Regions from separate parts of the Mus musculus genome. Here regions 2 and 3 are each linked to region 1. Evidence: chromatin loops called from intact Hi-C (ENCODE). Cell type or tissue: heart. All regions are shown on one strand.

Region 1 (8,000 bases):
ATTGCCATTCTCAAAGACAATCTGTAAATGGGCCAAGTGTATAGCTCAGGAACAGAGCACATGTTTTGAGGCCCTAGGTATGATCACATCACCCAAAGAAGAGAGGGAGAAAATAGCCTGGAAAATGTATCACACCCCTGTAAACTCTTCTTCACTTCGATTGTAGTGCAGCAAGTTGTCATCTATCCCGTAGAAGTCGATCAGCTCGGTGAGCGTCAGCTTCTCGTCCTCGTCCTCCGACATGATAGACTGCAGCTCACACAGCAGCCGCTGACCACACTTCCTCCACTTCTTTATTAGATTCTCTAACTCAGTCACGTCGTTCTGAAACAGAAAAAGTCAGTCAGTCATCAGATGTGGGGCTCAACTCACATCATCAAGGTAGCTAAATTAATTAACTAGTTCCTGTCTAACTTTAAAGGCCAGTAACAGGTATAAAGGGCAGTACAAGCTCTGGACAAACCTTAACCTTAGAAAAGTGTTATTAAATTCACATGTTAGATGTAAGAACAAGCTGAGGCTCTCAGTACACCTTTTATATAACTATACTTTTTAAGATACGACGTTGTGTTGTGCCTTTCTAATGTCTCCATGTACCGCAAACTTCTTAAAGGTAAAAATATTCAAGTTTAAAGTATTTTCAACATTTTATTCAGTTACATTTAGAAAAGTCCTAAAAATTCAAAATCACATATAAGACATGCTATTCTGTCACTTACTCCAGTTTTGGGATAAAATGAGGTGTTACCTGGGTAAGAACTACAAAGATAATAAATGTCTCCTTCTAGACATCCATGTTCTATTTTACTCAACGTGTGTAAGCTGAAACCTAAAATCTGTTTTCCCAAATAAAATGCCTGACATTTATGCAGGATCGTTACTGAAAGTACAGCACCTTGCATTCTGTGGTCCACTTTTAGTTCTAACACCATCGTGCTCTGTCCCCCTGCATCTTCATGGAACACCTCTCACTTCTCATCTTGCTACTGGCTAGAAATTAAGGCCAAAACGCTCCACCTGTGCATTAAACAAAACCCTAAGCTTTTAAGTTTTACCTCGTGTTGAAGGGGTTCCTCAGCCTCACTCTGAACCAACTACTTCTATTTCAGTCAAAGCTCTTGTAACCCGGGTTTCTGGTTATCTGGCTGATTGTTTATCAAACTAAAATGTATCTCCAATTTAGAAACTACCGCAGTTTATGTAAAAATGATGTAACGGTTCTAAGATTCTTCTCACCTTTATTCTATACATCTTGACTAACTTTAACCTCCGAAGAAGGTCTTCCTTCTCTTCAACCTGCCTAATCAATCTTATTTTTTCTTGTTTTAATTTTTCTCTAATGATCGCATTCTCAGACTCCTTTGGGAGGGCATTAGATGACCCAGTATCCGACGACTTAGATTCACACGTGTTTTTCTCCTCTGAGCTCTTTTCTCCAGGCTCACTGTCTTTGTTTTTCAAGCTTTCTTGGGCCTTTGAACAATTTTCTTCCTTTGAAGATTCTCCTGGTTCTGAAAGGGTCTCATTATTTTCGTCATTCTCTACCTTCATACGCTTCACCACACTACAAAATGAATGAGATGAAGATCTTGCTTTCTTTAACCTTTCTTTAGGTGTTCCACTCAGAGGCTGAAAAAGACACAAACATCAAAAATGTTAAGGATACATTCTTGTAGTAAGTCAATCTATTAAAAATAAAGGCTATATGCTTCTACGATAGGTACAATGGATGGCTTTCTGTTTCCACAAATCTCATGCGAGCATCACCAATGTCTCTAATATCCAGAGGCTACCTATAGTCTTACTTTAGCAAGGTTAACTAAAATAGGACTGAGACACTTCGCCTGCCACTGGCAGCTAGTATTTGCCTGATAATACTAGAAATGCTTCAGAACTATAAACTAAGGAGAAGACCTGCTACCAAAGACTTCCCCCTAAGAAATACTGTACAGATTCAAGTTTCCTTGGTTTGGAGCATCGCAGTAACCTCATAAGAAATTAAACAAAATGAACCGATTCAAGAAGAAAATCTTGGCAGTTAGAAAGGTATGAGCTACATATTAATTCACACTCCAGTAGCCTTAAAACTGGCACTATCAGAATACTCTGGAACAGAACAGATGGGGGTGGGGGATAGAGGACAACACAGATATCCATACTTGTTTTCCTGAACTATTCGAATGGGGTGATGGTGGATTCTCCCTGGGCTGAGGAGCGGCAGGTGAAGTCGGGGGTGATGGTGGATTCTCCCTGGGCTGAGGAGCGGCAGGTGAAGTCGGTGGTGATGGTGGATTCTCCCTGGGCTGAGGAGCGGCAGGTGAAGTCGGTGGTGATGGTGGATTCTCCCTGGTCTGAGGAACGGCAGGTGAAGTCGGTGGTGATGGTGGATTCTCACTGGTCTGAGGAGCGGCAGGTGAAGTCGGTGGTGATGGTGGATTCTCACTGGGCTGAGGAGCATCAGGTGAAGTCGATGCTGAATCTGATGAGTTTTCCATCTTGGAAGTGAACTCCTGATTTCCTTATCAAAAAGAAAAGACGCGAATGATAATCAAATTATCTCAAAACAGACCTCAATTTTTCTGAACAAAATTTTCTTCAGTGAACTAAACACCAAAAATAGTCAGCCATTTCTTCCAATTACATGTAGCTATAATTTATTCTAATTCTTCTCATATTTTCCATTTACCTCTCCACATGGGGAAGTAACCAAGTCCTGTTTCTTTCACGACAAATAAACCAGCTAGTATCTCACTGTCTTTCTTTTTTTCCCTTCAAAACACCCCCAAAAATTTGCGTTTCAGGAAGGGGAACTATAACTAGTCAAGAACTTTAATTTTTGTTATAATTTCGTAAATAAAAGCAATACAGCCTGAATCTTGACTCTTAAAAGCTTTGCGCCTAGAACCAAGAACGAGTCCCGAGGTGTCAGAAAGCAGCATCTGCCCCTTTGGGTTTACTATGGTCAAAGACTCCGCCCTCCTCCCCAGCCCCGTCCATCTTCTCCACAAAGCCCCGCCCACTCTCCCTCCCCCTTTCCCCTCCCTCCTCACCACAGAAAGCCCTCCCCCCGTCCCCGCACCCCACTCAGCTCCCCCTTTCCCCACCCCGTCCCCCCACCACAGAAAGCGCGCTCCCCCCAGCTCCCTTCTCTTCAGCAACCCCGTAGCCCTCCTCCTCCACTCCTCCGCCTCCCTCGCCACAGAAAGCCCTCTATCCCACAGAGCAGGAGGCCGAGCTCCCGCGACGCCGGAGAGAGCTTCTCCGTCAGATACCCAGACACCCGCAGGCCTGCCGCTCAGGCCAACCCCAGGGAGAAAGCTCAGTACCTTCCTCAGCCATGCTCACAGCGGCGACACACCGTACACACAGCCAGCGGAGCGCCCGCAGCCCACTGACCTCGCCCCGGGGGCGGAGCCTCACCGGAGAAGAGACGTACGATTGGCTAGCTTGGCCGGAGCAGGCGGATGTGCTCCGTACAGCTCCGACTGCGCGTGCGCGGCGGGCCGCGGGCCTGGGCCACGGGGCGGAGCGGGGCCTGGCGGGAGGCGGGCGCGGCTCGTGATTGGCAGGGCTGGCCGGCGCGCTCCAGGGCTCGGCTACGCGCGCGCGGCCGCCAGCCGTGGGGTGGCGTCCATGGAAAAAACGATGTTAGGCCCTTGGAGGGGCCTGAGGGGGGCGCGCTTCCGCTCGCCACTGCCTTTGGGAGTTGCGGTGCCAGCTGCCTTCCCGAGCAGCTTCCCTGGTGGGGTTGGGGGCGGGGTGGGTATCGTCAGGGTGGCGCGCCCGAGAGCACCGCCCTCTGGCAGCGCTCGCCCCCTGGCAGGCTCGGCTTTCCCCACCGCAAAGGCTTTTCCTCAGACGTGGCAGGGCCGGAAACCGCGGGGCCCGCTCGGCTCCCTGCTGGCTCGGAGTCTATGTGGGTGTCTCTGCATAAACAGTAGAGGGCATCCCCAGCCTGCCTTGCGGACTCGCCCCCTTATTTTGGTCTGTGCCCACCTCTGCTTGGCTTCACATGTTTTGGTCAAATCTGAGAAAAAAATAACCTAAGGAAGTGTATTATGGCGCAGAACAGGAAGCGGGGCGCGGTCGATCCGACAGGTTCGGACTAGAATTCAGATATTTGAGAACTAAACCCCTTGCTTGATCCTGCCCCCCCCCCCCCGAGGCCCCTTGCTAGACCCTGGCTCGACTCCTGGGGGTGCCCCTTGCTAGACTCTGGGGGGCCCCCGGGAGGCCCCTTGCTAGACCCTGGCTCGACTCCCGGGATGCCCCCTTGCTAGGCTCTGGGGGCCCCCAGGAGGCCCCTTGCTAGACTCTGGGAGGCTGCACGGCCTTCTAGTGTTCAGGATGTTCTGTTGCTATGCAACAGCAAAATGAACTAGCTTGGGTGGAGCCGTGGGTGTAGAGAAGTTGAGCTAACTTGTGAGTCACTGGGAAGTTTGTAATAAGGGACAGCTCTCTTTCCGAATATCTGCTAATAGTGGCTTTAAAGTAACCCGAAAGAACTGATTAGACTCCTAGGCGGTCAGTTAATAAATACAGAACCTAAAGGAACTTAATGAGGTGATTAGATCTGCAGATGTTGCAATTGCCTAGATTAGAGTCCTGGCACCACGGTTTCTTCTTTGGTTTGTTTTTGTTTTGTGCAATGGAGTGTAGTGTGGCCGTGGACCTCAGTTCGATGGCTTGGTAAATGAGAACAATATTCACCTCCTAGAGACAGGGAAATTCAATGATAATGTATGAGAGGCAGCTAGAATCATGCAAAACACCAAAGGAACATTTAGTCAAGCATATTCGTCATTCCCTAATTGACTTAAAGCAATGTCTCACAAGCTTTTATCCCTTACCTTTCCCAAAAGCACGGATTTTTAAAAGAGTGCTATGATAGCTAAAAGTCCACACAACTTAAGCCATAAATACCAGAAAACGTCAAGCCTTCACATGTGACCATTAATAAATTAATGTTCCACTCCTAAATGTTTAAGAAACAGCAAGAACAGAATTCATTACTTGGGGACAGGAGGTTGTTTTGTTTGATGGTTTTTTAAGACAGGGTTCCTCTGTAACTCCCCTGGTTGTTCTGGACCTTGCTTTGTAGCCCAGACTGGTCTGGAATTCACAGAAATCCTCCTGCCTCTGTCTCCCGAGTGCTGAGATTAAGGGGAAGGCAGTAGAATGCATGATTTTTATGGTACAAGTGTTACTCACCAACTCACAGATCAGTCTGTGAAATCATTTCTTCTCATTTTTTCCTTCCTATGAGTTCTCTCATTACAAAAAAGGGCAGACTTACCTGCCCTGACACTTGAAGCACAAAGCACACTTCATATTCAGGATGCCTTGAGGCGTAAGGGTGAGTTGTTTTTATAAGTCTAAAATCAGCTGCTCCCAAATTCTTTTGTTATTACAGCCTAATCTTAGAGCTATGCTTTTACTGACTACATAAAGGAAAACAACATCTTGCCTTGCAAATGTTCTGACTTGTTTTTATATGAAACTGATGTATTAAAATAAGACTGGCCAAGCTTTCCAAGGACCTCTGAACTAGCTCTCAGGAAAACCTGTTAGCTCGGAAATGTGTGTCTGTTGGCCATTCTCTCTTCTGTGTGCTGTGTCAATGGTCTTCCCATATGTTTGTATTTTACTTCCCATACTCAATTTAATGCAAAAGATCTGGAATATGTATAAATTGCCCCTACACAAATGGAGACACAGCTCTGTGATAGGATGCTTACCTGCCATTCATGAGGCCCTGGGTTCGACCGTTAGCTTTAGGGTGGGCGACGGGGACTAAAAGTAACCATTATAGTTTCCATGTGTCTTTAGAGAAATATTTTCATGTCTTTAGTGACCTGAAATCTATTTGCCTACAAAGAGTTTGGTATTTGTCACAGAGGACATTTTTATTTTCGTATGAAATTTTCAAGTAGTTAAAAGTGCTTCCTTGTGAGCCAGGGAACAAAGACTCCTTACCCTACCACAGAGAACAATGGGAGACTTGTCCTAGGATTCAGGGATAATAGTAATTAATTTCATCCGAAGTCAGACTTTCTCTGTGTTTTTCAGTTTCTTCGATTCCCAAGGCTACCGTTGACTCCATTATTATTCACCAGGGAGTGGTAAAATGTGTCTTCCATTCAAACTGTTGATGGGTGATGACACGGACCTAGGAATCTTTATGAAGGTTTGGTTTATTATTCACTTTTAAGTGTAAGAAAACAATATTATATAGTCTTTCTCCCTCTCCCTCCCCCACGCTCCCTGCCTCTCTCTTTTTCCCTGTGCAACCATAAAGGTATTTTAAGCACAGTTGAAATGTTCAGTCGATTTCTTTTTCTTCTAACCTTGCAGCTTTCGCAGTTTTTATATCCTAGCATGAACTTAGGATAATTTATTTCATAGACTTTTCTATATTGACAGAAACTTTGTCTCATGAAGACATAGCTAGTATCCAAAGGATTTTTTTTCCCCTTAAGATTGTAAACTTATGAGTATAAACCATTTAGGTGAAGAATTAAATAAAACCCACATGATAAAGTTGATTTACAGCACAAAAAGAATTCAGTAGGTGTTCCTAACTATTTACCCGGACATTTTCTTACTGTATGCAAATGGAAAAACACCTTCAAAAGCTCTTGTCTAGGTTTCTCTTGCCAGTGGCATCTTACAGACCTCTGCATGGTACAAAGGTGTTCTATTGCTTGGTCAGTTCCTAGTTTCCTTTCGAGAATAATTGACTCTGTGTTTCTTGTTCTCTCTCTGTTGCCTAATGAATTCTCATGGGGAATTCAAGAATGTGTGATTAACTTACTTCTTCAAAAAGATTTATTTATTTTATGTGTATGAGTAGACTGTAGCTGTCTTCAGACACACCAGAAGAGGGCATCAGATCCCATTACAGATGGTTGTGAGCCACCATGGGGCTGCTGGGAATTGAACTCAGAACCTTCGGAAGAGCAGCCAGTGCTTTTAACCGCTGAGCCATCTCTCCAGGCCCATGATTAATCTACTTTTAGAGATTATCAAATACCACAGGTGACCTCTGTGCTCTCTCCATAAATATATATATATGTGTGTGTGTGTGTGTGTGTATGTATATATATTCAGCTATATCAACCATAAAAGAATTGTATTTTAAACCACAAGACGAAAGACCCTGCGTTATTTTAGGTATCCATAAGATGTTTGCCTCACTAAATAGGATGGGTACCTAGAGTGAGGAGATACCATGATGAGGGCCGAAACCATCAGTGGGACAAAACCTTTCCAGCACCAGACACCTGGGAAAGCTTCTGCTAACTTAGGTGCAGATTAACAAACAAAAACCTAACGAGATCCCTTCACATGAAGTTCCTGCGTTTGCTGCGTTTGCGTCCTACCAGATCTGGAGTTTTGTCAAGTCCATTACAGACGAGAGACACAGAAGTCTGGGACTCACTGCTGTTGCTGGGTATGCTGCTCCCTCAGAGAAAAATGGAGTGATTGGGGTGATGAAGGAGGGGGGGCTGTGTGGGATGAGAAAGGGGTGGTTGGTGGCAGGAGTGTGAGGCTATGAGAGGAGAGAATAAAGGTGTTGCTCACGGCCACTTCTTTCTCAGATTTTTTTTATTCATTCAGAAATGTCATCTGAGGGGGGGAAAAAAACCATCTGGTTAACCTAAATTCACATATTTGACCCAGCATTCTCTATCCTCAAAGCTTGCCAAGGTGTGAGAGAGTGGAACCCAAGCAGCAGCGAGATCTAAAATGTGAAAGAGTGGTCTCTTACCTCCCATTTCCTGTTTCCCCTTCCAACTAAGAAAGTCCCCAATAAATGTCTACCTCAGGACTGAAACAGTAACGAGAGGCAGGGGGAGAAGACAGAACTGGCATGTTTACACATCAAACAGACTCCAAGACTGTGAAATTATCACAGGAGCTGCTCTTTCTCAAGCTTCAGTGTGGTTAAAGATGATTATAAGACCAGTCCTGGTGCTCAAGGGTTTGCAGCTGGAGCT
Region 2 (8,000 bases), 150 kb after region 1:
CAGCCTGGTCTACAAAGTGAGTTCCAGGACAGCCAGGGCTACACAGAGAAACCCTGTCTCAAAAAAAAAAAAACCAAAAAACAAAAAAAAAAACAAAAAACAAGACAAAAAACAAACAAACAAACAAAACAAAAACACCATTAGCTTGAAAAGAAAAAAACTGAAAAATTATACTCTTCTGACTTGAAAAAGTCTCTCAGCAAAGACTCTGTAATGAGACTAGAAAGACAAAGTACAGAATGAGAAGGTATTTATGATACCAAACCGGAAAACGGTTAAAATTATATATATGCAGACGTTTGGAATATACACAAATATACTACTACAAATGTGTATACTACATATATAGATGCAAAATGGTATTAACAAGAAAATGAACAAAAGAATGGAATACAAAAAAAATTTAAACTCCAACAAACATAAAAAGCATTTACTAATAATCAGATGGTCAAAAATTCTAAAAATACCAAATGTTGGCAAGAATGAAAATCAAAGACATCTTTACACAGCCAGCAGGAATGTAGTATAGTTACTGAGTTTACTAGTAAAATTAAAGTCATACTTCTCCAGAAACACAACCATGCCATTCCTAAATTAAGTCTTCGTGAAGTATCCTAGCGTTTTATGTCAGCATCAAAACTAAGAAACAGAGCTGGAGAGATGGCTCAGCGGTTAAGAGAACCGACTGCTCTTCCAAAGGCCCTGAGTTCAAATCCCAGCAACCACATGGTGGCTCACACCCATCAGTAATGAGATCTGACACCCTCTTTTGGTTCGTCTAAAGTCAGCTACGATGTACTTACACATAATAAATAAATAAATCTTTAAAAAAAAAACAAAAACAAAAAACTTTAGAAACAACCAACATACCTACTAGCAGTAAAATGTCAAATGACTGCAATATAACCCCATAATGGATGCTACACAACAATGAAAATGAACTAACCACAGCGACAGATAATAACCAAGGTCATGTAACAAACAATAATGGTTCTGAAAGGGAAGACAGCATACTCTTAATATGATTCTATTTTTATAATGCTCAAACACTTATAAAACTAAACTGAGAGTCTGAGGTGCAGCAGAATTCCTTGACCCTGATGTTGTCAATGTAAATTTATTTTATTATCAGCTAAACACATACACACTTACAAGAATTACATATTTCACTACTTTATAAAAGGTATAGGCCTGTCAGTTGCAACACAGCACACAGCCAGAACTTTCAAATACTTTACTAGGTAAAACAGTTTCTAGACTTGCTACTCAATACATATTTTTATATCATCTTTTTGTTTCTGATTGAATGAAAAATATTATATACCCTCATTTACATTTAACCACACTACATTAAAAAGAAAACAAATTTAAAACAGTGGTGATTTTCCAAGCATGCCAGTAAATGTGAGAGCCATACAGGAGTGAGACTATATGATGGGAAGCCGATATTAAAACTAAGAACATAACATGACTGCCCAGTTATGATTTAACCTTTTAACAGTCACCAATTTCTACAAGCAAATGGTAGCTGGAATCAAGTTTCAAAATAGTTGTCTACTGCACACTACCAAAAATATTATGGTCTGATAACATCCACCCTACAAAAAGAAGTCTAGTTTCCCTCACATAAGTTCACAACTTCCAGAGAATTCTGAAAAATAAACAACTTTTGGAAAAATGAAAAAGAAAGTCGATTTCTGAGTTCAAGGCCAGCCTGCTCTACAGAGTGAGTTCCAGGACAGCCAGGGCTACACAGAGAAACCCTGTCTTGGAAAAAAATAAATAAATAATAATAATAATAATAAATAAAAGAAAAAGAGGCCAAAGTTAGATAAGCTTAAAATGTAAATTTTTTAAAAACAAAAAACAAAACAAAAATTCCTACATAACTCCTCAAAAACAGACACAAAGAATTTATGTTAGTCAATATCATTTTAAAGCAATCTTTAAGCCCCCAGGAATTATGCTAGGCACTTGGTAATGTTGAGCTACACAATGTCTCAAATTTTTTAGGAAATTTCAACTAATGTTGCGATGGGATTACACATCACCTTCTGCAGAGTAAAACTGCACAGCTGCCCTAGAAACCAAGTCAACAGCTACTGGGTCCCTTTCATCTCTCCCATCCCATATTTTGCTTCTATAACCTCTTCAGACAATGACAGAAATTTGTACCATTTATTGAACTCCTTCTGGCTGCCTTATACTTTCTATGTATTTACACTACAGATACTGAGTAGGCCTTCTAATGAGGGAAATCAACCACTAATAAGTAAGTACCTTGCCCAAGGTCACAGACTTATGTTGTGGAGAGCAAGAAATACTCTAGTATAGAAACCCATGCTCTCGATGCTATGCTGTTTACAGTGGATGAAATGTCTTCCCACCATGAAAACTTCGCAACCACCGACCACCTTCTCACTACAAGATTCCAGGTCCCTTGTGAGTTAATCGTCGCCTTTCCTCAGTAACTGCATATTCAGAGGACATTAATACGTGGAAAGATCTGAAGAAACGTTTAAGGAAACCTATGGTTTTAGAACTAAGAAAATCGAAGTTGGGAGAGGTGGTTATTTTGGTCATGACCGCCAAGCTGGCTCTGACAGCCAGTACTAAACGAGTCTCCCCAGGATGACTTCCTACCACCCTTACATGCCCTTCTGCTGTGCATCTTCAACAATAAGCTCTTGCTGAAACCATACTATATGCTGACTTTCATTAGCATTCATCTAAAGGTAACATACATTGTTTCATTTCAACAAATGTGTGAGGCATAGATTCAAATGTGAAACTTTGGGCCTTAATTTTATTATATAAACATGAAAATGTCAATTATAATATGTGACAAGTGCTACAGTAGCCATGTGAACAAGATGTTCTGAAAACACATAGAGCAAGCAATCAAAGTGTGTCTTTCAGACTGGATTAAAAAAAAAAAAAAAAAAAAGACCAGAATTTTGACAGAATGCATTCAAGGCACGCATTACAAGACAAAGTGTGCTGTGCTTAGAAAGTAGAGGACATGCTTTCGACTGAATGGAATTAAAAGTAAAAAGACACTACTACATATGGGCACAGAGGCCTGAGTTCAAGGCTACACTGAATCATGGTGGCCATGAACTGTCTGTGAGCTTCACTGTCTCCCTCCATGAGCAGGTGGACACTGCCACTTCTCAGGACTTTTATACGATACAAATTATGTGAGAATGGAAAGTCTTGAATCTATGTTTTCAATTCTAGGCAACCAGTGGGTCCTACCCCTAAACTGTGGCTCATAAAAACCTCGCCCTTCAGGAAGTAAATATTCCAATGACATCATTCATATACTTCCTAGGACAGGGTAAACAGTTAACATTCACACCTTTGTGTAGAAACATCAAACCTCTATTGAAATACATAAATACTCGTGTAGTTTTCTGATTCCTCAAGCACTGGTATTGCCTTCTAGCCAATGCTTATCGAATTTCAAAACTAGGATGAAATGAAGATCTCCTGGAAATGTTGTCAGAAATTCCATCCCATGTGGCCAAGCAACCAACTCAAGAACGGGCTCCATGCTGGCCAGGCACCTTTTGCTCGTTTTATCTGAATTATACATACTGTCCCCATCTCCAAAAAGTTACCTGTTTCATGCACACATGCAAACGCCACTAGTAAACAAACATCAGCACAGGGAGAAAGAAGCTAACGAGTTTCCGATTTTAAAAGACTCGAGGGCCGGGCCGCAACCACCCGCTCCTCCCATTAAATTCGGAAGTTTGACAGGGTTTAGACTGCAGACCCATCACTCCTGAAACTGCATCCGGCCCCACGGTATTCCGTAACGGCTTGGATGCTGAGCTGAAGTTTCAACCTACAAAGCCAAGGAGCGGGCAAGTCACGGGAAGGGCTGCTGGGGTGAAGTCCTCGTGCCACTCCGGACAGGCGGCCGTTTCATCTCCTCCTAAGCCAACTTCCCGTTTTCCCCCTCTTACCTTATAGACTTTCCCGAAGGCTCCGTCGCCCAGTTCTCCAATAATCTCCCAAAACTCTTCGGGGTTCAGGTCTCTCTTCACGTGTTCGTACTGTTTCTTCTTCTTCTCGCTCCCCAACTTGAAGATCTTACGGAAATTGAAGAAGGACATTTTTCCAAGCCCAGCAGAGCCCCTTGCCCTTAAAGGGCTAGGAACAATAAAAGGCAAAGTTTGTGGCGCGTCGTCTCCCGCGCGAGCCCGGGGTCCGGGCCGCTCCCGCCGGGCGCTCCCCGGAGAAGGCGGGGCGCCGACCGGGCTCCGGCCCCGGAGTGGGGCGCGCGGCCGCCGCGAGCCGGGACGGGCCGAGCGGCACGGTGGGCACCTCGCTCGCGGGCCCCGGGGGCTGCACCTGCCCCGGCGCTCGTCCCCGGCCCGCACCGGGCCGCACGGGTCCGAGCGGCGCGGACGCCCGCGGCCCGCGGCGCCTTAGGCCCGTGTCACCGCGCGTCTCCCGGGGCGGCGGCCGCTCCGGACCCGGGAAGCGGCCGGCGCCCGGCAGGCGCGTAGCGGCGAAGCCAAGCTCTCCCGCCGGGGCCCCACGTCTGCTCCGAAGCGTCCGCTCCCACTGCGCGACACCCGCGCGTCCCCTCGGCTCTGGGGCGCCGCTGCCTCGCTCGTCGCCTCAGCCCACACAGCCTCGGCCCGCAGCGCGCACGGACGCCGACGCCGTCTCGCAGCGCGCCCGAGCTCCTCGGCCGCGCGCGCGCTCGCCCGCGCGGTGACGCGCCCCGCTCCCCGCGCGCTCGCGAGGGCGTACCCTCTGGCCCCGCGCACGCGCGCTGGCTCCGCCGGGCTGGCGGCGCGGCGGCTCGGTGGCGCCTGCGGCGGGAGGTGTGGTGGAGGCTTGAGCGCTTCCATCCTCCTCGAGGGTTTTGCGTTGACCTCTGCGAGCCCGAGCCGGGTGGCTCCACGACGTCGTTGGCCAGGTCTCCTTCGGCGCGACCCTGTTGATTGCGCTGGCGGATGTTGCCTCATTCTGCACAAGGGGGACGCGGGAAAGCAGGCTATGCTTGTGGGTGCCTGAAAGTGCACTGTTTCCGCTTCGGAACTCATACAAGAGTCCAGGGAGAGGGAAAGCCGGGAGCCTGGGCTTTGAGCCATAGTTCAGTGACTTTGAATACAGCATCCGAGTCCCCATTCCTATGATCTCCATAGTCCTTACTGAAACGTTGCGGCATAGATCAAAAGAGACAATAAATGGAAACCCTTTGCACAGGGCTTGCACCAGCAAGTGCACAATATTTACTCAATATGAAGGTAGTGCAAACATAGGTTGTAAAAAAAAATTGTTTAAAAGGTAGGTGTGGTGGAGCCCTGGGGAAGCTGCCAACGAATGATAACGAGTTCGAGACCAGCCTGGGCTACAGAAAAAAGCCCTGTCTCAAAAAATAAAAAGGAAATTGTTTAAGATCGGCTTCTGGAGTGGTGACACTCCCTTAAGGATAACCTCTGGGTCACCTCCACAGCCAGAAAACTGGTGCCGCCCTTCCTGAGTCTCACCTGAGCTAATCCAGCCGGGGATTCCAGATTTGCTGGGGCTATGTGGGTGTCGCCTGGAGTCTGTCAAATGATTTACCGTCCCCCTCCTCCACCTGACAGAAGCCCTTTGGGGAGGAGGGGGGCGGGGAGGCAGAGGCGGGGTCACCCATCAAGGTGACCAAGAGCAGGGCCACATTCCAGGGTAGGTGTAGAAAGCAGACCAGGAAATGAGTGAATACCACAAGAAAACGTTTTAAAAATTAAAATAGTAGACTTTGACAAAAGATGAGGCCTAGTGGTACAAAGGGGACAATAGCAAGCGCTTAAATTTGAGGCCAGAGCGAGTGTGCAGCAGTTAAGTGCATTTGCTCTTAACCACTTTCTTGTTGTTTTTTTCTTGTTTTCTTTCTTGTTTTGTTTTGCTCTAGCCCCAAAATGTAGCAGTTGTTCCGTAAAAGGCTCAAGATTGTTTTCTCAAGATCCTTCTGTTTCAAGATATTTTATATATAATTGATACACACTGAACTGCATACATTAAAAATATACACTTTCATGTATTTCCATGTTACACACACCATGAAAATGACCTAGTCAGTTTTAATATTATTCATGGAGAAAATATGTAAAGAATAAAATTAAGAAGTACTATAATTCCACCAGCCAACAGAACCACTAGTAGATTACACTCTGTATGAAGATGTATGTCTAGCCCGTGTAAGGTTCTAGTATTATCTGTATTGTTCTGCTCCATAATGACATAGTTGGATTCTTTACAGTATTTCTGCCACACTGACAGATGCCTTCGCATACGAATCCTTTCTCACAGTCCCCGTATTTGATATCTCCTCAGTGTAAAGCAACCGGAGTAGATCTGGGTGAAAGAATAGGGTTCTGTGTTGTTCATCTCAGAATAGGAGAGGCTTGCTTGCCTTCCCAAAAGGTCACATACGTACATATAAAATCTTTTTGTTGTTGTTGTTGTTTTGGTTTTTTGTTGTTTTTTGTTTGTTTGTTTTTCAAGACAGGGTTTTTCTTTATAGGCTGTCCTGGAACTCACTTTGTAGACCAGGCTGGCCTCGAACTCAGAAATCTGCCTGCCTCTGCCTCCCGAGTGCTGGGATTATACATATTAAATCTTAAGAAATAAAAGTTAGACATGGCAACGGATACCTGCGATCCCAGCATTCCTGAGGCTGAGACGGGAGGCTTACAATGAACTCCAGGCCATCTACAACATAAAAGTGGGTTCTAGTTCCAGCCTGACCCACAGGGTGAGATTCCGCCTCAAAAATGAAATACGGAAATCATAATCTAGGGAACGTCTCGCCTTTTGAGTTCCTCCTCACTCCGGTTCATTCCTGTTAAGAAGCTCAGGCTGGGCTAGGGAGACAGCACAGTGGGGCAAGTACTGTTCTACATGTCTGAGGACCTGATTTCAATCCTAAGCAGCCAGTAAAAGCCAGGCAGAGCACAGTTATAACCCCAGTGCTGGGGGGACGGGGAGGGAAGGACAGACAGATCCCAGGGGCTCTCTGGACAGCCAGCATGGCCTAGACCTCAAACTCCAGGTTCAGTGAGATAATCTATCACAAAAAAAAAAATTAAGGTAGGGAGTAAGAGAAGAAGGCATCTGACATTGGCCCCTGGCCTCCACATGCACATACATACACACGTGCACACATGTGTACACACACATAGCTAAGACTATAATGATAGCTATATTCACTATATTCCTGACAGAGAATATGACTACGGCTTCGTGAATATGTACCTATTTCCAAACTCTTCCTTAGCTATGAGCAGATTTATGTGTCAATGATACATCAATAAAATGTTTTCTTTTTTTTAATATTTATTTATTATATGTAAGTACACTGTAGCTGTCTTCAGACACTCCAGAAGAGGGCATCAGATTTCATTACGGATGGTTGTGAGCCACCATGTGGTTGCTGGGATTTGAACTCAGGACCTTTGGAAGAGCAGTGGGCACTCTTAACCACTGAGCCATCTCACCAGCCCCAGTGTTTTCTAAAAAACAAATATAAATAAATGAAAAACAGCCAGTGTAGTAGAGAAGATGGCCAGAGGACGAGGAGGAAACTCAAAGCGCAGGGAGCTGAATAAATCCCCTCTGTGGCTCCCCTAATAAAGGCGTCTGGTGCTCTGTGTTTACATAGTAAAAACACTAAGCAAAGGAAAAACTCAGATTTATCTTTACAACTGCAAACATTCTCGTAGGGTTTTTTTTTTTCCCCAATATATGATGGGAAAAAAAATAAGTGGACCTCTTAAGAAAATGTTTTAACATTAAAGTAATAGGCGTGGCCTATGGCTAGAAAGTAACTTGAAGCAGGGATTTGGGACTGTAGAGATGGCTCGGCAGCTAAGAGCATTTGGTTTTTGGAGAAGACCCAGGTTCAGTTCCCAGCAGTCGCCTAGTAATTCACAGTGTCCCATAGCTCCAGTTCCAGGATGTTCGACTCCTCTTCCGACTTCCATCAGCACAAA
Region 3 (8,000 bases), 73 kb after region 1:
ACCAGACTCATACATGCCACCCTCAGATCAGCCGTGGCTGCTGGAGCAGTCTGAACCTGCTGCCTATGGGGCCCGAGTTGATAGGTGTTCCTGGCCTTGGTGGCAAAGCAGAGGGAAGTTGTCCCTCTCAGCTCCTCTGGGGGAAGAGGAAGCAGGAGGAAGCAGGCACATTCACACTACCAGTGTGGAGGCACACTTACCTTTTAGCCTCCAGCAACTGGTCCTTTGTTCTTTGCAGGGGAGCCTGGCATTCGAGGTTTGCCTGGAGCTGTGGGTGAACCCGGAGCCAAAGGCGCAATGGGTAAGTGTCCCACAGTCTGAGCTGAGTATCTCCCCAGAGGCTCTCTAGCTGCAGGTTTCTGGGAATGTCTCATTGTTCTGGAGCAGGCATTGTCCTTCTTCCCTGACTACTTCCTGCTCACCGAGAACTTGCAAGGTTTGAGGTTCCATGGAATCCCCAGTAGTCCACCTCAGGGACAGCTTCAAAGCCAGATTCAGGACACCACCCTTTGACTAGCCATCACTGAGGTGCCTATATCCAGACGGAGAAGCTCCAGGGAGCCTGGCCTCAGCTTAGAGTCCCATAGATGCTCAAGCCACCACAATGGGGATGTGACCCTTTCACTACCATTCACTGACTAAGCATTAGTAAGAGCATACTGTATGCAGGACCGTAAGCTACTAGGTTGTGCGTTACTTCATCCCTGCAAGTTACAACAAAGCTTGTGAGTGGTGACAGGGGCCACGGGAGTCACAGAGAGCGAGGATACAACCTAAGAAGAGATGGTTTTCAGCCTGGAAGACAGAAAGAAGAAAGGGCATTTCAGGTGTTCCTTAAAACTCAGAAAGTGCCGGGCATGGTGGCTCATGCCTTTAATTCCAGCACTCGGGAGGCAAAGGCGGGCGGATTTCTGAGTTTAATTCGAGGCCAGCCTGGTCTACAAAGTGAGTTCCAGGACAGCCAAAGCTATACAGAGAAACCCTGTCTTGAAAAAAACCAAAAACAAAACAAAAACAAAAAACAAAAAAACCTCAGAAAGTGTTTAATCATGCAGAGGTGCCACTGGTGTGGCTAATCCACGTTGGAAGGAGGTTAGGAATATGGTTAGGGGAGAGGTGACAGGGACCTGAAGGACCTTCACCTCCAGGTCCTCAGGTGAATGAGGCAGACACTGTTCTCATAGTGCACTGGGGACAGGGTGTCCTGGACCATTCCCAGGAGGGAAATGCATGCGCCTTAGGAGAAGCTGCGAGGAGCCTGTGTTGGGGCGTATCACAAAGGCGAGGCTCCTGAGGTTGGCGGCCATGGGGACTGCTGTATGAGCGCCTGCCTGGGAGACCACGTGCTCCAAGCCTACTGGGGCAGGAGCTACTGGGAGCACTGAACTGGGGCAGGAGGGAGCACTGAACTGGGGCAGGAGGGAGCACTGAACTGGGGCAGGAGGGAGCACTGAACTGGGGCAGGAGGGAGCACTGAACAGACTTCACTTGTCTTCTTTCCCAGGTCCGGCTGGCGCTGATGGACAGCAAGGTTCCAGAGGTTAGTCACCACGCTGTGGTCTTCATGGTCACCGGCTGCCCTTGCCTGCCCCTCCCTGGCCTTCCTCTGCCCCCACATGCATGCCTGAGCCCTCCATCCTAATGATAAAGGGGCATGCAGCAGTCTTGGTCACCGTGCTTCCTCCCGCCTGCCTATCTGCCAGCAAGCCGCTGAGGAAACCCCAGGGGCTCAGCTGCACTTTCCCAGGGGAGAGCCATTCCCATATTTCATGCTCTCCGCAGGTGAACAAGGCTTGACAGGGATGCCTGGAACCCGGGGCCCCCCAGGACCCGCTGGAGACCCAGGAAAGCCAGGTAATGAGACAGGAAAGGGATGCCACTGTCCTCTGTGTGCATGCAACTCTGGGATGTTCCCGTGTGTATGCACACTGGGGGTGTGGTGGGTAGGTGCTCAGATGCTACACTGTGTGTGTATGAGCCTTACCCTGTTACCCTCAGCAAGCAGCTCAAGGCAGAACTCTAACCACAAGTTGACATTTTGAAAAGAAGAAGTAGCAGATGAAAATAAGCAAGGAGTTGAAGGGCATGAGTGCTCTTAATACTGTAGACTTGAACTCAAGTTCAGTGTCTTGCCTGTCTCCTCTCCTGGGGCTGTACCCAGGCCTTCACCAGTACCTATCGACCAGAGAGGAGAGGCCTTGCTAGCATCTCCACCGAGGGCCAAACAAGAGCAGGATTCTTAGGTCTGTGGGAAGAGTAAGTCAAAACCAGATACGGTGTCCATTCACCCAGGAACCCCGACTCCTTGGCTGGAGCTAGGTGCAGTGTAATGGAGGAGCGATGGCAGCATTTGACCTCATGTGTATATGTGGGTGTGTGTGTGCAATGGAACATCTGTTCATTTCACAACAAAGCTCACAGAATGGCTCTCTGCCCAGAGATGGAGGACTCTGGGCCCTAACCTCTGAGCCCTTCACTGCCACGCCCACCGGCTCTGGGGGCAAGGTTGTGTTGTGTTGTGTTGTGTTGTGTAGTGTTGTGTTATGTTATGTTGTGTTGTGGCTCCTTGGAGCAGTCCTTAACCCTTCAACTCTTGGTCCTATGTCTTCTTTTCTGCAGGTCTCACAGGACCCCAGGGACCTCAGGGTGAGTCATGCAGTCCCCGGATGCCATCTCCTGCCAGGACAGGACAGGCGCTATAGCCAGTGTCTCTCTAGTTACACAAGCCTGTCCTTCCCTTTCCCATCTCCAGTAAAACAGACTCGGGTTCTGTCACAGTGAGTGCTAATAAGGACCATAAGGGTGGTGGGGGGTGAACCCTGCACAGACCATGTAGGTGACATTCTGATATCAGTGATGCCAGATCCGGTTTGCTCCGTGCTCTGTCTCTGGTGCAGGAACACTCAGGAAGGATACTGCTGGCTAGGAATTCTCTTAAGAAATCTCTACCATGCACGCACATCCAGCCCCTCACTCTCTCTAGTCAGACAAAGAGAGTCATACCAAGCTCTGCAAAGGCCAACACGTGCTGCTAACTCTGGACACAGCAGTCAACAGGGAGAGGGACAGTGACAGCCTTGTAACCCAGAGTGACAGGGATCCTCCAGAGCCTCTGTCTACCTCAACCCAACCCTGCTGGGCCTCCATGTCTCACAGACAGACAGACAGACAGGCTTCTGGGGGAGAGCTCTGTGCCCACTCCAGGTGACTTCAGGCAGGGCCTGAGTGGATCCTGCTGCTTCTGTCAGGCAGCCCGTGTGGCCACACTGAGTGGCAGAGTGCTGGCTGGTTACTGCCAGAGGGGAGAGAGGGAGGGCAGACATCCAGAGCTGCGGGGCCTTAATCATCCTGACTGACTTGTGTTTAATCACATCAGGACTTCCTGGTAGCCCTGGCCGACCAGGGACTAAAGGTATGTGATTTCTCCCAAGGAGCTTTTTTTCTTTTTCTTTTTCTTTTTCTTTTTCTTTTTCTTTTTCTTCTCACCAGCCATTTTTACAGCCGGGAGGGGTTGACAGGCAGGAAGGTCTGCTCTGACCAGAGCCTGGACCAACAGTGGCATCTAGTGGTTCCAAAGGAAGGCTGAGAGGAGGGAGTGCCGAGGCCTGAGTCCTCAGGCCCACTTGTTCCAGGCTGAACCCTGAGGCTTATTTTCATGTCCCCAGGTCCTTGTGGCAGGAAGATAGGAAAGGAAGCTTGCTTGCTCCCAAGCTTTCTAAGCCTATTTGACTTTTAAATGCCTCTAAAATACTCCTGACGCCAAGGTCTACTGAGACCAGAGCCACCCTGATTCCCCCACCCTGTCCCAGGTGTGACTGAGGACAGCAGAGACGCAGAAAGAGGTGTCTATAGGAAGGAAGAGGTGCCTTAACCCCACCAGGGGACAAGTCAAAGGACTATAGGGTGTCTGGCTGGGGCAATGCAATGCCACACAGGCTCAGAGTAACACTCTAGTTCAGTCCTGCCCATCAGACCCCAGCCCTGGGCAAACCTAGGAATGCTGGGTGCTCAGGGTCACACACACTCTTTTCCGTCCTGTGTCCTCACTTTCCTGAGCCTTGGCACTCTTCATCACAAACATCCCCAAGTGGGACCCTAGAAAGAAAAGGTTTGAAAAACTATTATTTCTAATGAGCGGCTGAGCCACAAAGATCTTTGCGGATAAATGAGCACAGCTGTAAAATATGGCAGCCGAGTTCCTACTTCCCAGGCCAGTGGACCTCTGGTGGCTTCCGTAAGGCCTCATAGGGTTAGGGGAGACCATAGAGTATTCCTTGGGGGCTGCAGGCTCTCCTGAAGGAGCTGCACTTCAGACGCAGGTTGTCGATTGTTAGAGTGTACTCTCTCCGAGCAGTCTCCTGCCTTGGCCTTGAGCCCTGGCTGGGGGAACGTGAGCAAAGCGCACCCTTTTGCTCTCCCTGAGAGGAAACCAAAGCCACCCTTCCCTGTGGGGCTTACCATCATTGTTCACACACCTTAGCGTCCAGGGAAGGGCTTTGGTCAAAGGAGCGTCTCTGGTTAGTTCTAGGAGTAAAGCTGAAGTGTGCCAGGCAGGCTCTCTCAGCGAGCCTGGCTCCCAGCTCCAGAATTCATGCCCTCTCTAGTCCTTTGCCAGCCCCAAGCCCATCCAGCCATGGATTGTTAGTCAAGAGGTGCTGGAGTGGTGGATATGTACAGAGACCCATGAGTCCTGCATCCTCTTGCTGGAAGCCCTTCACTCACACATCCTTTCTTGTCCCTCAAGACCAACGGTACACAGGGAATTCACCCATGGGATCGTGACTTTTATTTATCCTTTGATCTTCAGATAATTTCTCCGACTATGGCCATTACAGGAAGAAAAGATGGGGCGGGGCTGAGAACGAGACTCAGGTTGGCCCCCATTCTGGCCTCGTGGAAGGGCACATTCCTCCACAGCCTCCCAGGAGACCCCTTCTCTGAGAGACGACCAAAGCTCTGGCCCTGGGTCTAAGTTGAGAGATAAACACTCAGTGTAGCATAGGCTCCCTTCATTACTACAATCCCATTAGCTTGAGGGCAAGAGGACCACAGGTGGCCCTCGGTGCAACCAGAGGCTCTGAAAATGATTCATCAAGCCACTGGTTAATCCTCTTGCCCACTCCCTTTGTCCTCCCCAGGCGAACCCGGCGCTCCCGGCAGAGTCATGACTTCAGGTAGGCAGCCCAGGAGGGTACGTCCCTGAGTTCTATTTGCCTGTCCCATGTGGGCCATCTGCCTCAATGTCAGCGGGTGGCGGGTGCTTAGGGAGGGATGCAGGTGAGCCCAGACCACCATGTTGTGGCTCCTTGGCCTGTAGTCAGCCCAGGGAAGTTAGGATGTTGGAGAGATGAGAAGGAGAGGTTCCTGTCTTGCTGGCCTACAGCCTACTGGGGTCCTGGCATGGCCTGCAGCCTACTGGGGTCTTGGCACCTCTGAAGGTGACATGTGTCCCATATTTCTTCTGTTTCCAGAGGGATCATCAACAATCACTGTGCCCGGACCTCCCGGACCTCCTGGTGCCATGGGTCCCCCAGGACCTCCAGGGACGCCAGGTCAGTCTGTTCTCTTGCTCTGCCCCCAGTCAGCAGCAGGCTGTGGAGACAACAGATTCTAGGCACATCTGTTCAAATCCTGACACTGAGGGCAGGGACTACGGAGAGGAGACTTATAAGGGAGGAGTCTGATGCTACACTCAGCATTTGCTGAGACACCGAGACCCAGAGTGGGTAAATTACTCCCCTAAGGTCACACAGCCGACAAAGGGCAGGGGAGGGTTTCCATCCAGACCTTTCCGTCTCCAGAACCGGAGCAGTTGATGAAGGTTCCTGAGCTCTTTGTTTCTTAGAGAAATAGTACGACAGATTTATCTGGGGCAGCCCGAATGCTGGTGCTCAGTGAGGCTCATGGATGTACCGCCATGGTTGCAGAACTGTGTAGCAAAGCTCTGGGGAGGCTAGAGCACCACCATCAGGGGTGTGTGTGAGTTCTGTGGGTACAGCTGCCTTCTTACAAATGTAAGCAAACCCCCAAAACACTGCTGAACTAAAATAAAGCAAAATATTAAAGAATTGTGATTCCTACCCCCCACCCCCATTTTTCCAAGATGCCTGTTATCTTGTTTTATGTTTTAATTATTTAAAATATTTGTATTCAAATTAAGAACAGGATTTATACCCAAGGCAAGTGTGCCCTGTTCCTATGCAGGCATGCTCCAGTGAGCAGTGGATATTTAAGTGACCTAGATGTCCCCAAGCAGTAAAGATGTGCCCCACCTCAGGCTCCCCTTCCTGTCAGCTTTACAGGACTGGCCTCTGGTTGCTAATCTGCTCTGGGAGACTTCCTGTGTCCCCAGGTACCTGCCCTTTTCTCAGCTTTGGGGGAGGGGCTGTGATTTAGCTTTTTCTATAACTGTTTGCAGGTCCAGCTGGCCCTGCTGGTCTCCCAGGACAACAAGGTATGCATCACCCTGTATAACCACAGGCTGTGGGCTGGGGGAGGCTGGGGTGGGATGGGGGTGCAGTGGGGGTGGGGTTTAAGTCCCTGAATGATAGATAAAGGGGGGGGTGGAATGGCAGGGCCTCTTGTCTCCACAACAGGCCTCTCCTCACCACAGGCCCTGTAGAGCCTTTACCTGCTCTCATCTCTCCCATATTTCTGAGAGGGTCAGGGCTCCTCAGGACAGGAAGACTGAGGAGTTCTGGTCAAGGTTCTGGTCAAGGTTAAGCAGACCATTTTCATAGACCTTGGGCTTCAGATGACCAGACTCTGATTATAACAGTACTGTCCAGTGATTTGTCCAAGTATCAAGATAACAGAAGTAGCAGCCATGCTCACAGTCAACTATTGGATGGATCACAGGGTCCCCAATGGAGGAGCTAGAGAAAGCACCCAAGGAGCTAAAGGGGTCTGCAACCCTATAGGTGGAACAACAATATGAACTAACCAGTACCCCCAGATCTCATGTCTCTAGCTGCATATGTATCAGAAGATGGCCTAGTCGGCCATCATTGGAAAGAGAGGCCCATTAGTCTTGCAAACTTTATATGCCTCAGTACAGGGGAACGCCAGGGCCAAGAACTGGGAGTGGGTGGGTAGGGGAGTGAGGGGGAGGGTATGGGGGACTTTTGGGATAGCATTGAAAATGTAAATGAAGAAAATACCTAATTAAAAAAAAAAAGAAGAAGAAGTAGCAGCCATTGTTGCCCTGGCTTTCTTCCCCCTTATTTGTCTGTCTTTCCTCCTACAGCTGGAATGCAGCCTCTCTCCTCTAGGTCTCTCCCTTCCTTGCCACACCCTCCTTGAATCTGCCCCTGCCCCACAGAACTCCACTGAAGCAGTGTGCGTGCTAACCCTGTGTCCTCCCCACAGGCCCACGAGGGGAGCCAGGACTTGCTGGTGACTCATTCCTAAGCAGTGGCAGCTCCATCTCTGAGGTCCTCTCTGCCCGTGAGTGCAGGCACAGTCCAGGGCAGGTGTCGCTGGGGATGACACTGTTGTCAGGTGTCGCTGGGGAGGGAATGGCAGGTGTCGCTGGGGAGGGAATGGCAGGTGTCGCTGGGGATGACACTGTTGGCAGGTGTCGCTGGGGAGGGAATGGCAGGTGTCGCTGGGGATGACACTGTTGGCAGGGCGCCAAGCAGCTGTACCAGTGAGTCACTGCAAAGTGTCACGTCAGAATGGCCATGTTCTCTGCTCTGCAGTGGGAGCTGGTTAGAACAGCAGAGAATGTCTGGTGTGAGAGGCACAGTCACAAGAATATGACAGCTGGCAGGCCGTGGCCTTCCAGTAGGACCTGGGTCAGATCAGGTGTTGGGAGTGAGTGTGACTGGCAGGAGTCAAGCAAACCTAACTGGGGAAGCAAGGATGGGTGTCCTTGGACTCTCCGTCACAGGAAGTCTGACTCTTGTGACCTCCTGTCCACCAAGGGTCCAAGGGGGACCACAGCTGGGCCTCCCACCTGGGCTGTCAAGCAGCAAAGATGCAGCGAACCCCAGTGGTTT

The links. A loop is a pair of places that touch in the nucleus more often than their neighbours do. Peaks named below come from ENCODE experiments on the same cell type or tissue, not always from the same donor. Only the 100,000 strongest peaks of a DNase experiment are listed, where the experiment ranks them.
Region 2: a loop joins it to region 1, with 10 times the contacts of the local background. A loop is called at or near these places in 11 of 42 quality-filtered maps.
Region 3: a loop joins it to region 1, with 6 times the contacts of the local background. A loop is called at or near these places in 9 of 42 quality-filtered maps.

The regions. Positions count from the first base shown.
Region 1 is chr19:47,727,148-47,735,147 of GRCm38, reverse strand. Sfr1 (SWI5 dependent recombination repair 1) reads right to left here and starts at 3,392. Exons shown (of 4, transcript NM_026377.2): 1 at 3,327-3,392; 2 at 2,160-2,518; 3 at 1,237-1,629; 4 at 1-324. The coding sequence starts at 3,339. The coding sequence ends at 130. In heart, CTCF peaks have their summits at 2,742 and 3,688; DNase peaks (open chromatin) are centred at 3,527 and 4,367; H3K4me3 peaks cover 2,320 bases; H3K27ac peaks cover 2,636 bases.
Region 2 is chr19:47,576,318-47,584,317 of GRCm38, reverse strand. Slk (STE20-like kinase) reads right to left here and starts at 4,299. Exons shown (of 18, transcript NM_001164639.1): 1 at 3,975-4,299. The coding sequence starts at 4,124. In heart, a CTCF peak has its summit at 4,849; DNase peaks (open chromatin) are centred at 3,797, 4,207, 4,857 and 5,487; H3K4me3 peaks cover 3,803 bases; H3K27ac peaks cover 2,456 bases.
Region 3 is chr19:47,654,637-47,662,636 of GRCm38, reverse strand. It overlaps Col17a1 (collagen, type XVII, alpha 1), which reads left to right. Exons shown (of 54, transcript NM_001290825.1): 29 at 239-301; 30 at 1,505-1,540; 31 at 1,783-1,854; 32 at 2,620-2,646; 33 at 3,377-3,412; 34 at 5,139-5,174; 35 at 5,472-5,552; 36 at 6,419-6,454; 37 at 7,369-7,446. Among named protein-coding and RNA genes, the nearest start is that of Col17a1, 33 kb to the left of the region's middle. In heart, a CTCF peak has its summit at 3,560; DNase peaks (open chromatin) are centred at 2,546 and 3,556; H3K4me3 peaks cover 211 bases; H3K27ac peaks cover 3,858 bases.